Linked DNA regions of Homo sapiens: region 1 is linked to region 2. Evidence: chromatin contacts called from ENCODE Hi-C or POLR2A ChIA-PET data. All regions are on one chromosome and are shown on one strand. The core of a region is the stretch at or near the end of the contact, and the rest is flanking DNA. Distances in the headings are between cores, read along the strand shown.

Region 1 (5,795 bases), core at 2,381-4,880, 530 kb before region 2:
GGCCTGGGTCCAGGGACTTGCTATGCCATGCAGTGGCTGTCCACGAGGCACCTCTGTGAGGGCGGGGCGGGAGGCCTGTTCTGTCTGGGCCCACGGTGCAGTGTGGACTTCAAGGGCGTCAGTCTGTACTATGCTGGGGCCTGTGGCCACCTTCCTTCCCCTTCCCCAGCAGGCTGGGGATCAGCTCAGGTGATCCGCCCGCCTCAGCCTCCCAGAGTGCTGGGATTATAGGCGTGAGCCACCGCGCCTGGGCAGGTCATTTCATTTCTAATCAAAATAATGAAATGGGACCCGGTGGCTCACACCTGTAATCCCTGCAATTTCGGAGGCCGAGATGGGTGGATCCACCTGAGGTCAGGGGTTTGAGACCATCCTGGCCAACATGATGAAACCCCGTCTCTACTGAAATTACAAAAAATTAGCCAGGCGTGGTGGCATGCGCCTGTAATCCCAGCTACTCGGGAGGCTGAGGAAAGAGAATTGCTTGAACCGAGGAGGCAGAAGTTGGAGTGAGCCAAGATGTGCCACTGCACTCCAGCCCGGGCGACAAGAGCAAGACTCCATCTCAAAAAAATAAAAAATAAAATAAATAAAATGTCCCCCAAAATGACGTGTGGAGGGCTCTAGGGTGAGGATGGAGCCCTTTCAGATAAGGACCTTTTGCGTGGGTAGGTCCCTGTTACAGAGCCTGAAGTTGTGGTGGTGGCCTGTGTGTCCCGTGCCTCGAGCCTGCTGCTCAGGAAGGCCACGTCCTGCCTCCCCTCACGCCTCGCCATCCATGCCATGGGGCTCCATCCAGAAGGCTGTGAGGGTTTTGCTGGATTCCCTAAGCAAGCCCGCAGTTCCCTGGGCTGAGGCCTAGGCTCTTATAGCCATAGGCACCTGGCGGTGGCGGGGATGTATGTCCTTATCTTTGACTCATGCTCCACACAGCCACCTGAGAGGATCCACATGTCATCCTCCTATATACAAGGCACTTTGGTGGACCCCCATTGCCTGTGGGGTGAAGTCCCCTGTCTCTCTCCAGCCCCACCCTGTGTGGCCCATGTGCACTTCAGCCTGGCTGGCCCTCCAGTGTCTGCAGTTCTGCCGAGACACCTGGCCTGTGTGCACACATGTCCTTGCTGTGGCTGTTGTCAGGTCTCTGAGCTTCTTTCCTGCCACCTGTTGTGGGCACAGGGCTGTGACCTGCTGACTCCCGTCTGTCTTTCTGACCCCGTGCAAGCTTCTCTGGCTGTGGGCTCTCAGGCACTTGAACTCCAGCCTCCCTTGTGTCCTGAGCTTCAGGACTGAGACATAGGTGGGGGCAGGTGGAGCTTTCTAGTCACCGTCTGGAAGATGCTTGTCCTTCCTCTTCTTCCTGCCTTCCTGCGGCTCCTCGACAGCCCTTGGTGAGAACAGGGCTGCCCCATGGCTGGGGCCCCAGGAAGGTGTTGGAGGGTGAAGTTTGACCCCTGCCCTGGGCTAACACCAGGGAAGGACTTGGGGCCTGGGATGGTGGGCCTTTGTCCCAGCAGCTCAGCTGTACTCACAAGTCAGCATGAAGATTTCAAAGCCAGATTCACACATTTCACCTGACAGGAAGAATAGGGAACCCACCCCTGACAGGCTGTGTGCCCCCTTTACACGCTGATGGAACGTTGACCAAAACCTCCGCTTATCTCGGTGAATTGAATTCCTCTGGAGTGTGCTCTTGACCCAAGTGGAGTTAAACTAGAAATCAGCAAAGTGATACTCCTAGTATTTAGAAATTAGGAAGCACACTTCCAAGTAACCAGTGGGACAAAGAAGAATTTGTAATGGAAATTACAACATACTTTTTAGCTGAAAGATAACAAAAATATGCCATGCTGAGACTTGCAGGGTGCACACCGGCCAGGAGCGGTTCACAGCCCTCAGGTACTCGTCACTCTCGGAGCAGTAGCTGGGCTCAGAGACGGTGGATGGAGGGAAATGAGGCTGGAGCAGAAGTTAACAAAGCAGAAAGTCAGTCTCCCACAGATATAGTCATCGAGGCCAGAGTTGGATTCTTTGAAAACAGGAATATAGTGGAAAATCTGGCAAGAGTGATCAAGACAGGGAAAAAGAGATGGCACAGATAGCCAGTCTTTTTCATAAGTCATGCTGGCCAACCAGATAGCCATATTTAAAAAAACCTTGGCCTGTACCTCACACCCTACAAAGAATAATTGAGCCCAGTAGAATGTAGGTCTAAGTGTAGAAGGTTCTGGAACTGCTGTCCAGCACGGCCTCCAGCCATGTAGCTTGGCAGCGCTAGAGATGTGCTGAGTGTAAAATACGCTAGACTGAAAAAAATACAGTGGCACCTTGTATTTTCTGTATTGATTGTAAGTCGAAAATATTTTACATCTGTTGGGTTAAATAAAATTAATCTTGGCTGTTTCTTTTACTTTTCAATGGGGCCATTAGAACATTTAAAATTATATCCATGGCTCAGATTATGGCTTGTGTTATATTTCTCTTGAACAGCACTGTTATAGAAGATGCTATTCTTGACCCATGGGTTAAGAAAAGTTTTTTTAAACAGGACTAAAAAGTACTCATCATAAAGGAAAAGATAGATAATTTGGTTTACATTAAAATTAAGCAGCTCTGTTTATCAAAGATATTCCTCAAAAACTGAAAAGGCTGGCCGGGGACCGTGGCTCACACCTATAATCCCTGCACTTTGAGGGGCCGAGGCTGGAGGACTGCTTGAGCCCAGGAGTTCAGGACCAGGCTGGGCAACATAGTGAGACCTCATAAATAAATAAATAAATAAAAATAAATTAACTGGACGTGGTGGCATCCGCTACTCAGGGGGACTGAGGTGGGAGGATCCCTTGAGCCCAGGAGGTCGGGGCTGCGGTGAGCCATGATCTCACCACTGTACTCCAGCCTGGGCCACAGAGCAGGACTCTGTTTCAAAAAAAAAAGAAAGCAACTTTTGCAGGGGGAATTTACCATACCTAGAACTTACCGGAGCTCAGATCCAGACTTCCCCACGGGCTCCAACAAAGAACAAGAAACAGCTCGTCCCGTAGAAGATGGGCAGAGGCTTGAACAGATGCCTCATGAAGAAGGACGTGCAAACGGCCCCGAGCCCTGGGAAAGAGCCCTTGACCACGTCTCCCCTGGGGTGAGCCCGGGAAAACCCCAAGCCTTAGACGCACTGCACGTGACAGCGGGTGTCTAGTGAGCACCGCGCCACTAGAGCGGGTGTCAGGGCGCCTTGCTAACCCTTTCCACCTGGTGTGCTCGCTGCTGTGTGGAACTCCCATCTTGTGCTTTTCATCTTCCCATGCTTTGTTTGAATTTCTTCTTTTTATTTTTTAATTATCCTTCTTTCAAATTGCCTTGGAAGTTAGGTACTTTATTTTATTTGATTTTTTGTAGAAGCAGGGTCTCACTGTGTTGTCCAGGATGGTCTCAGACTCCTGGCCTCAAGCCATCCACCCACCTTCACCTTCCAAAGTGCTGGGATTACACTGTGAGCCACCGTGCACACCCTCCTTTAGTGGTTTTCTTACAGCACACGCTAAACCTCCAGGGTCTGATGTTGATTAACAGCTTTATCCGCCTCCCCGAAGTACCCAAGATACTAGACCGCTTCTGGGTACTTCCCCTCTTGAGTTGTGAGCACTTGCTGTGTTTTAAATTCTGTACACTTCGGACCCCCACATGCTACTGCTGTGTTTTAAATTCTGTACACTTCGGACCCCCACATGCTACTTGTACGCTGGTATTTATTTAGGTTGGCTGGTTTTGTGCTCCATCTCTTTGGCTGTACCCTCTCCTTCCTCCTTTGTCCTTCTGGGTTTGTCCTTTTGCGTCTGTGACCAGTTTTCCTCTGCTTGTGCTGCAGCCTTGAGCTTTCTTGGATTTTCTTTCAGGTGACTCTGCTGGGGGCGCCCTCTCAGTCTCTGTCTGAAAATGCCTTCAGTTGTCCTTCATTCTTGGCAGAGCTTTTCGCTGTGTGTCGTGTTCTTGGTTGGCTTGCTTTCAGCCCTCTTTCGACGTGAGGCCGCCGACCTCCGGCTTCCGGCGTTGCTGTGGAGAAGCGGCTGTCAGATGCACTGCTGCTCCCTCGAGGGTATCTGCCACCTCCTGGCCCCAGCTGCTTCTGACGTTTATATTTTTAAATTTTTACATAATTTCAAAGTTAGAAGTTGCCAAAGTAGTGTGAATAATTCCTGCATACCTTCTCCCAGATTGGCCAGTGTCAGCGTTTCTGCCACATCTGCCTTGCCGTTTTCTCTCTCTCAGTACCTGCACGTGGGTCTTTTCTCAGCAGTTTGAGAGTGACTTGCATCTTTACCCCAGCATAGGATAGAATGCACTTCTGCAGGGAGACACCTCGGTGCACCCACACAGAAAGAGATGGTGAAGGGGCCAGACTGCCCGCCCTGTTCAGGATAAACTTTGAAACAGGCTCAGAAGTTACTTCATGTGAGATGTGGGGGAGACACGGAGGCATGGTGTGAGCGAGTGATAGCAGATCAGGCTTGCTGCATACTGGGAGGGGGACTTCAGTGGAAACTGCCAGCACAGAGCAGGACCGTGAGGATGGAGGGAGCCCGGGGGTGGCCAGCCCGATGGCCAGCGTCTCAGTGGCATCTCCCTGGGCTGCAGCCTGAGAGGGGCAGGGCAGCAAGCACGGCTGCTCTCTGGAAGCCCCACTCTCAGTATTGACGTGCAAGTTCACAGTCTAGTTCCTGACGCCGTGGAGACCAAGCCCTTCCCTGGGGACTGGAGGAGAGATGAGCAAAGGGAACAGAACACGACCCTGAGAAACTGGGGATCTGACCCCGGGCCCGCAGAGTGAGCTGCAGAAACAGTGGGCAGTCCCCACATGGCCTTGTTACAGCCTAGATTTCTTACCGAAATAGTTTTTTTGTTTTGGTTTTTATTTTTTGTTTAGAGACCAGGCTGGAGTGCGGTGGTGCAATCACAGCTCACTGCTGCCTTGACCTCCTGGGTTTAACAGATCCTCCTGCCTCAGCCTCCTGAGTAGCTGGGACCACAGGTGCGCACCACCGTGCCCCACGAATTTTGAAAAAAATTTTTTTATAGAGGCAGAGTCTTGCCGTCTTGCCTAGGCTGGTCATAAACTGAAAGACTTAAAGCAGTCTCCATTAATGAAAATTAGCAAGACTCTGTTTTTCATTTCTCCACTGATTCAATAGTATTTAGTTTTACGTTGTTTAAAAGGAACATTCAATCTCCTTTGCAGTCATAGTTCTTGATTTCATATTACTGAATGGTTGCATTAAAATCCCTTTTGACTAATTATGAGGTTGGGAATTCTAAAGTCTGTTGAGCAGACAGCTTGTGTCAAGTGAGGCAGCTGGTGATTTCTGGACACTCTTGATTCCATCTGAGCTTCCTTTTCCAGCACAGCCTTATCCTGAACACCTGATTTTGGGGTAACTTCTTATAAAGCCCACTGTGTGTTATTGTGGACACGGTCTCCTGGTGTCCCCCCTTGTGATGACAACTAGAATGCCTCCGGGTTTCCAGCACTCGCCGTCCTCACTGGTGTAAAGCTTACCGCTCTGTTCCGTGTCCTGCATCTCTGGTCAGCACCGCAGTCTGTTTCCTGTGCTTCTGCCTGGGTGGCCAGGGGCTGCCCAGAAATGACCCAGATTCACACCCCAGCCTCCTGCTCCCCTGTAGCATGCTGGGTTTCTGTCCATGGTAGCATTTGCTGGAAACATCTGTTGTTCCTTTCCATCCTGGCCTTCGTTCCTTCACTTGCTGGCCTTCCCTGGGAGGCAGGGGCAGTGAGTTCTTGG
Region 2 (5,826 bases), core at 278-2,777:
TGGCTAATTTTTGTATTTTTAGAAGAGACGGGGTTTCACCATGTTGGCCAGGCTGGTCTCAAACTCCTGACCTCAAGTGATCCGCCCACCTCAGCCTCCCAAAGCGCTGGGATTACAGGTGTGAGCCACCATGCCCAGCCATCTATGGCTTTTAACTGCTTTCTAAAGTAGGAAAGCCCTTTGCCCTAGTAAAGGCATTTGTACCTGAAACGTTACCACAGATTGTAACAGCGAGGCCAGATGCAAGGCCCCAGGACAGTAGGGTCCTAACACCCACTTCAGGTTCTTCATCTTCCTTATCCTCTCAGGCCTGGGAGACCCTCCTCAGGGAGCAGGCCTGGCTCCTGGGCCACACCAGTTCACCTCCTCCCTCCAATAGCAGGACAACTTGAGGGGTGAAGGTTTTGCCTACAAGGGCCCCAGGCTCCTGCATGTGAAGCCAGGCAGCCTCTGATCCCCACACCCCTGTGCTCCCCAGCACACCCGGGGACACGCACACCACAGCCTCCCCCAAGGAGCTGTGTGCAGAAAGAGGATGCTCGGAAGAAGTAAAATGTCCTGGCCTCATCTATGATGTTAAATAAAAGACATTTTGGCCAATGTGACACCAAGATAAAGCCACTGTCTCTCGTGGGAAAGGCACATGTGCTGATGCCACCCTGAGGCCCCTTCACGGCCCATACAGAAGACCCTGAGCAAGAAAACTTCGCCAGGAGTGTCTCCCCATAGGGAGGGGCCTCTCACTGGGGCTCCCGTGAGCAATGGGAACAGATTGGAAAGCACAGGATAGCAATGACACCCACACACCATAGCTCTCGGTCAGAACAGAGGGGCCCACACACCACAGCTCTCGGTCAGGACGGAGGCGCCCACACACCACAGCTCTCAGTCAGGACGGAGGTGCCCACACACCACAGCTCTCAGCTCAGAACAGAGCTGCGTGCCTCGGCCACAGACACCTCCCTAAGGAACCCACCCGCCAGGCACCACTGACCATCAGGAGTGAAGCCACACTCAGAAAATCCACTGAATGAGCCCTGAAGGGGGAACTCCCTCCAAGAAGGCACCTTACAGAAATGCTGAACCTCACTGGACCCTCATCCTCCTTTTCAGAGGGCAGCACACTGCTCTCACTCCCAGGGTCCAGAAGCTTCCATCTGATCCCTAAGCCACACAGTCAAGGCCAGGCCCTCCAAAGTCCACCCTGAGCCTAGCCGGACAAACCTGGGTGTGATCAAAGGCCTGGGGTATGGGCACACCTCACTTCTCAGGACCCACATTAAAAAGAAACATCAAATAAGAACCAAAGAGAGACTGAAGACAATCCTACAGCCCCTTTCCATGCTCCCTCAGCGAGTTCCTCTTAACGTCAAAGCAGCTGGAGGGGAGCGAGAGCACCTGGTGCCTTCCCAGCTTCCAACAGGCAATCCCAGGTTTCCGTGGAAGACTTCACAGTGCCCTTGCTGAAAGCCGGCCTCCAGGAATCCCTGCACACCAGCCTCCCCTGGATCACGTCATCCTGCCCTCGCCTCCTCACCCAACTGGGGCCGCGTCCTCCTCTCTGCAGGGCGGAGCCGCTGCCGGCCCAGCACCCACGGGAAGGCCCCTGCTCCGGCAGCTCACAGACAAATCTCCACAAGCAAGTTTCTGCCTCCAGAAACCTATGTCAAGATGTCCAAAGGAGAGGGAGAGATGGATTAGAGGAGTGACAGAGGCCTGCTGCACTAGGCGCCTGGCTAGTGACGTCCCACGGGAGGAGACAGGGTCAAAAGCAGGTCACCAGCTCTACAGAGCACATGAGAAACATAAGCATGAAGGTGCTCAGGCGTGAAGGGAAGACGCCCACCTTGGGAGAAAGAGTCACATCTTTCATTCATTTCATTCACTCCAGGATGAGCTCACAGGCAATTCAAGCCTCCAGATGGCGGGCACAGCAGCGTGCCACAAACAACACAGAGAGAGGGCACGGGGGGACAGGGGCTGCACAGAGGACACTAGGTGGAGGGAGGGGAGAGGGAGGAAGAGGGGGAGGGAAGACTGCTCATTGAGATGTCAGGCTCAGCCTGGATACCAGCCCCATGGCAGGCCCTGCACTGTCGGCCAGAGGGGCAGGACACATGGTCAGCCGGGGCACATAAGCAGGTCCCCGCCAAGGAGTGCCAGGACTCCGACATGAGCACCCTCCCAACCAGCACACTGCCAGGGCAGGCACCACCACAGGAGCTCACCCCACAAAGCCCTGCCGATACTGGGTAGCAGCACTGGTTGCCACCACTGGACCTGCGTCCTGGAGAGACAGGTCCTCTAACTGGACAAACAGAAAGCCCGCCTGACCCCGACAGGAGCCCTCCCTGACAGTGCAGAGGGGAACAGCTGGCAAGCAGAGCCAAGCAAAAACGCAACTCTCAAAACGACACTTCTCACCTGACAAATACCACAGGACACATTCTGTTACAGGATTATTCTCATCGCATCACACATACAAGGAAAACCAGACCTAACCCAACTCACTACATAAAACCTCGAAGAGCAGGGCAGGACAGGTCCTCTCTAAATCAACAAAGCATGTGAGGACAGCTGCCTGGGTGAGGCAGTCCTGTAGGAGAGGGGACGGCCACTTCCCCTAAAACAAGGCACCACAGAGGATGTGTGAGCTGAGCTGGACAAGACGACGGTCTGAAGGAAGTGCCTTGCCCAGCAGGCACAGTGGCCCCCGGGAGAGGACAGCGGGGTGTGCAGCAGGGACAGTGGCCCCCGGGACAGGCCAGAGGGGCGTCCAGCAGGGACAGTGGCCCCCGGGACAAGCCAGCGGGGTGTGCAGCAGGGACAGTGGCCCCCAGGACAGGCCAGGGGGGCGTCCAGCAGGGACAGTGGCCCCCGGGACAGGCCAGCAGGGTGTGCAGCAGGGACAGTGGCCCCCGGGACAGGCCAGGGGGGCGTCCAGCAGGGACAGTGGCCCCCGGGACAGGCCAGCAGGGTGTGCAGCAGGGACAGTGGCCCCCGGGACAGGCCAGGGGGGCGTCCAGCAGGGACAGTGGCCCCCGGGACAGGACAACGGGGCGTCCAGCAGGGACAGTGGCCCCCGGGACAGGCCAGGGGGGCATCCAGCAGGGACAGTGGCCCCCGGGACAGGCCAGCAGGGTGTGCAGCAGGGACAGTGGCCCCCGGGACAGGACAACGGGGCGTCCAGCAGGGACAGTGGCCCCCGGGACAGGCCAGGGGGGCGTCCAGCAGGGACAGTGGCCCCCGGGACAGACAGCGGGGCGTCCAGCAGGGACAGTGGCCCCCGGGACAGGACAGCGTGGCGTCCAGCAGGGACAGTGGCCCCCAGGACAGGACAGCAGCGTGTCCAGCAGGGACAGTGGCCCCCAGGACAGGACAGCGGGGTGTCCAGAGCCACAGCCAGAGCCTGGGTTCTCAGTACATGCTCCTCCCTGACAGGCAAATGCTCTGCTGGTCCCAAGTCTTGGGGGTGAGGCCCTGACAGGTCTGGGTGCACAGTAGGTGAGGGACCCACCACGGCGCTGGTACTGGCTGGGGCAGGCTCAGGACCCCCGTTCACGTCCACACTCCTGTCCCGCTTGGTGTCCTCCAGGTCTGTCACCGTGCTGGGGCCCTTCTTCTTCTTGAGCTTTGCCAAGATGGAGGACTCCCGCTCCGGGAATGGGGGCATCTCCTCCAGCACGGTCGCCTTGGAAAGAACACAGGGTGGGACTGGTCAGAGCTCCTGGCCTCCAACCCTCAGCCAAGCCAGCCCGAAGGGCGGGGGCCTCCTACCAGAATGTCGGTGCTGGCCACGGTGCTGAGCCGCAGGTACTCCACAGCACGCTGCTGCAGCTCCACGTCTGCGTTCCTGAGCTGGCTGTCGCTGCGCAGCACGTCCTGGATGGTGGGCTTCACCTCCGGGAAGAGGTTCACGAACTTGATGTAGGTGGACAGGAGCAGCGCGCGGGTGGGGACGCTGCACAGGTGGAACTTGGAGTGCAGCAGGTGGAACTGGATCAGCGGGCTGGGGACGGGGAGGCACAACACAGGGACACCGTCGTCCCCTCGCAGGCTGCAGCACGCCCCCGCGGGGGGGGGACGGCGGCGAGACCCCCTGGCCTGCACCAGAGGCCGCTGGTCGGGACCCTCTTCCAGCTCCAGATCCCACCGCAAAGACGCCCCTTTCACTAAGTCAGCCATCAACCCCACGTCTCCATTTTCTACTAGAATCCCTGCTTTTTCTATCAACTGAAGGAAAACAAAAAGACGCCGATGGGGAGCAGAAGCGGCTCTGCGAGGCCTCACGGCAGGGCCAGCTGGTGCCTCGCCTCTTGCCACCGACCACCGAGAGGCCCGCCGGAGCGCACACAGCCCCGACTCGCAAAGGGCCTCTCACCTGGATCTCGGGTCTCCAGCTATCAAGTTTCCAAACTCCCCCAGGATGTAGCCGCCCACTTTGACCAGGTTCTCGTGGCACGCGGGAGCCTGAAGAGCCTGCGAAGCACAAACAATGAGCCGGGGTGGCAGCCAGGTGCCAGAGTTAAGGCGAGGCGGGCACGTCCTGGCGCGGTGCACCCTACACCAGCACCAGCCCCTCAGCTTCCTGGAGACCCCAGTCCAAGTGCCCATCCCTGCCTTCCTCAGCACCCTCAGTACCTGTGTCAGCAGCAAGGAACCCAAGGCTGCCACACGCTGACCTGCCCTGGAGGGAGCTGCAGCATCCACAACAGGCTCTGGCTGGGGAGGTTCTGCCAGCGTCCTCATGGCACACCCCTTGCCGGTGGCCTAACCCTCTCCGACGGACAGGGCAGGCCCCACCACGGCATGCCCCAGCATGCTCTCACACACACAGAGGCCGGCTTTCTCAGGTGGCCCCCAGAGAGCCAGAAGTTTGAGAGTTAGGGTGAGAAGAAACTGGGACTCAGCAAGGGGCACCAACAGTGGAGGAGCTAGAGCCTCAGGGAAGAGCTGAGGGGCAAGAGGGGTCAGCAACGGCCCTCGGCACCTCCACGCAGGCAGGCTGGAACCACTCACTGCTCACCTTCTGCAACTGCCCTCCACCCCATCCTTCCTGCCATCCTGCGGGCCATACCTCGAACACAGTCTTGGCCGCGTAGCCCTGCACGTCGTCCCGGTTGATGACGATCTGAATGACTCGGTACCACACCTCTTCACTCACGTAATCACCAGCAATTCGGATCAAGTTCAAGATGGTATCCACATACCAGGTGTAGTCCACCGCGTACTTCTCAGCCAGGATGGCGACCTTCAGCACCTGTGGGGGACAGGCTGCTGAGGGCCGGCACCTGCAGGCCATGGCAATCCCAAGACCAAACTGTCGTCCAAAGTCAAAGTGAGAGTTTCAGAAGCACCTCAATGTGTCTACAAAAGTTTGGGACATGGAGGAAGCTTGAACTCGATTCTCAAAAAAGCCCACGAGCCCAGAAAGTTTAAGATGCCCTGACTTAAGCAAAGAAAGCCAGGAAGAGGCGGAGACCAGTGCACAGAAGGCCACGGCCACAGCCAGGCCACCTCCCACCTGGGCCCTTCTCTCCCAAAGCCCCAGCACCTGGCGGCAGCACTCCTCTGACCTCATCACCCTAGGCTCCCGGTGGCAGCACTCCTCTGACCTCTGACTGCGCCACCCTGGGCTCCCGGCGGCCAGTGACTGCGCCACCCTGGGCTCCCGGCGGCCACTTCTCTGCTGGTTTCTTCCGGCTCTGGCCAGTCTTTCCTGCGAGCCTCACCTGGGGGTTCCCCTTCTTCCCCTCTCTGGCTCACTCTCACGGGTGCCCCCCGGAGGCACCTGCCCAGCCCACACCCACGTGGCAGCCACCCACA

Evidence for each region. Hi-C counts contacts between places; a loop is a spot of excess contacts on that map. ChIA-PET counts read pairs that join two places held with the same protein, here RNA polymerase II (POLR2A). Pooled maps may share reads with other maps.
Region 1: a loop to region 2 is called in a pooled map, with 5 times the contacts of the local background. The contact joins two enhancer-like sites. A Hi-C loop is called at or near these places in 1 of 168 maps with a recorded cell type or tissue (astrocyte of the cerebellum), 1 of 37 single-sample maps with no recorded cell type and 2 of 50 pooled maps. POLR2A ChIA-PET finds 5 or more read pairs at or near these places in 1 of 52 experiments (common myeloid progenitor, CD34-positive).

What each region holds. Positions count from the first base shown.
Region 1 is chr11:1,519,351-1,525,145 of GRCh38, reverse strand. No RefSeq gene overlaps it. Among named protein-coding and RNA genes, the nearest start is that of MOB2, 35 kb to the right of the region's middle. RefSeq lists enhancers at 2,938-3,187, 4,125-4,625, 4,626-5,126. Within about 2 kb of position 3,630, at least 4 of the 41 ENCODE cell types and tissues checked have a DNase peak (open chromatin) inside an H3K27ac peak, as active enhancers do.
Region 2 is chr11:991,937-997,762 of GRCh38, reverse strand. It overlaps AP2A2 (adaptor related protein complex 2 subunit alpha 2), which reads right to left. Exons shown (of 22, transcript NM_012305.4): 11 at 5,078-5,260; 12 at 4,382-4,479; 13 at 3,778-4,009; 14 at 3,518-3,691. Among named protein-coding and RNA genes, the nearest start is that of MUC6, 42 kb to the left of the region's middle. RefSeq lists an enhancer at 2,955-3,479. Within about 2 kb of position 1,527, at least 2 of the 41 ENCODE cell types and tissues checked have a DNase peak (open chromatin) inside an H3K27ac peak, as active enhancers do.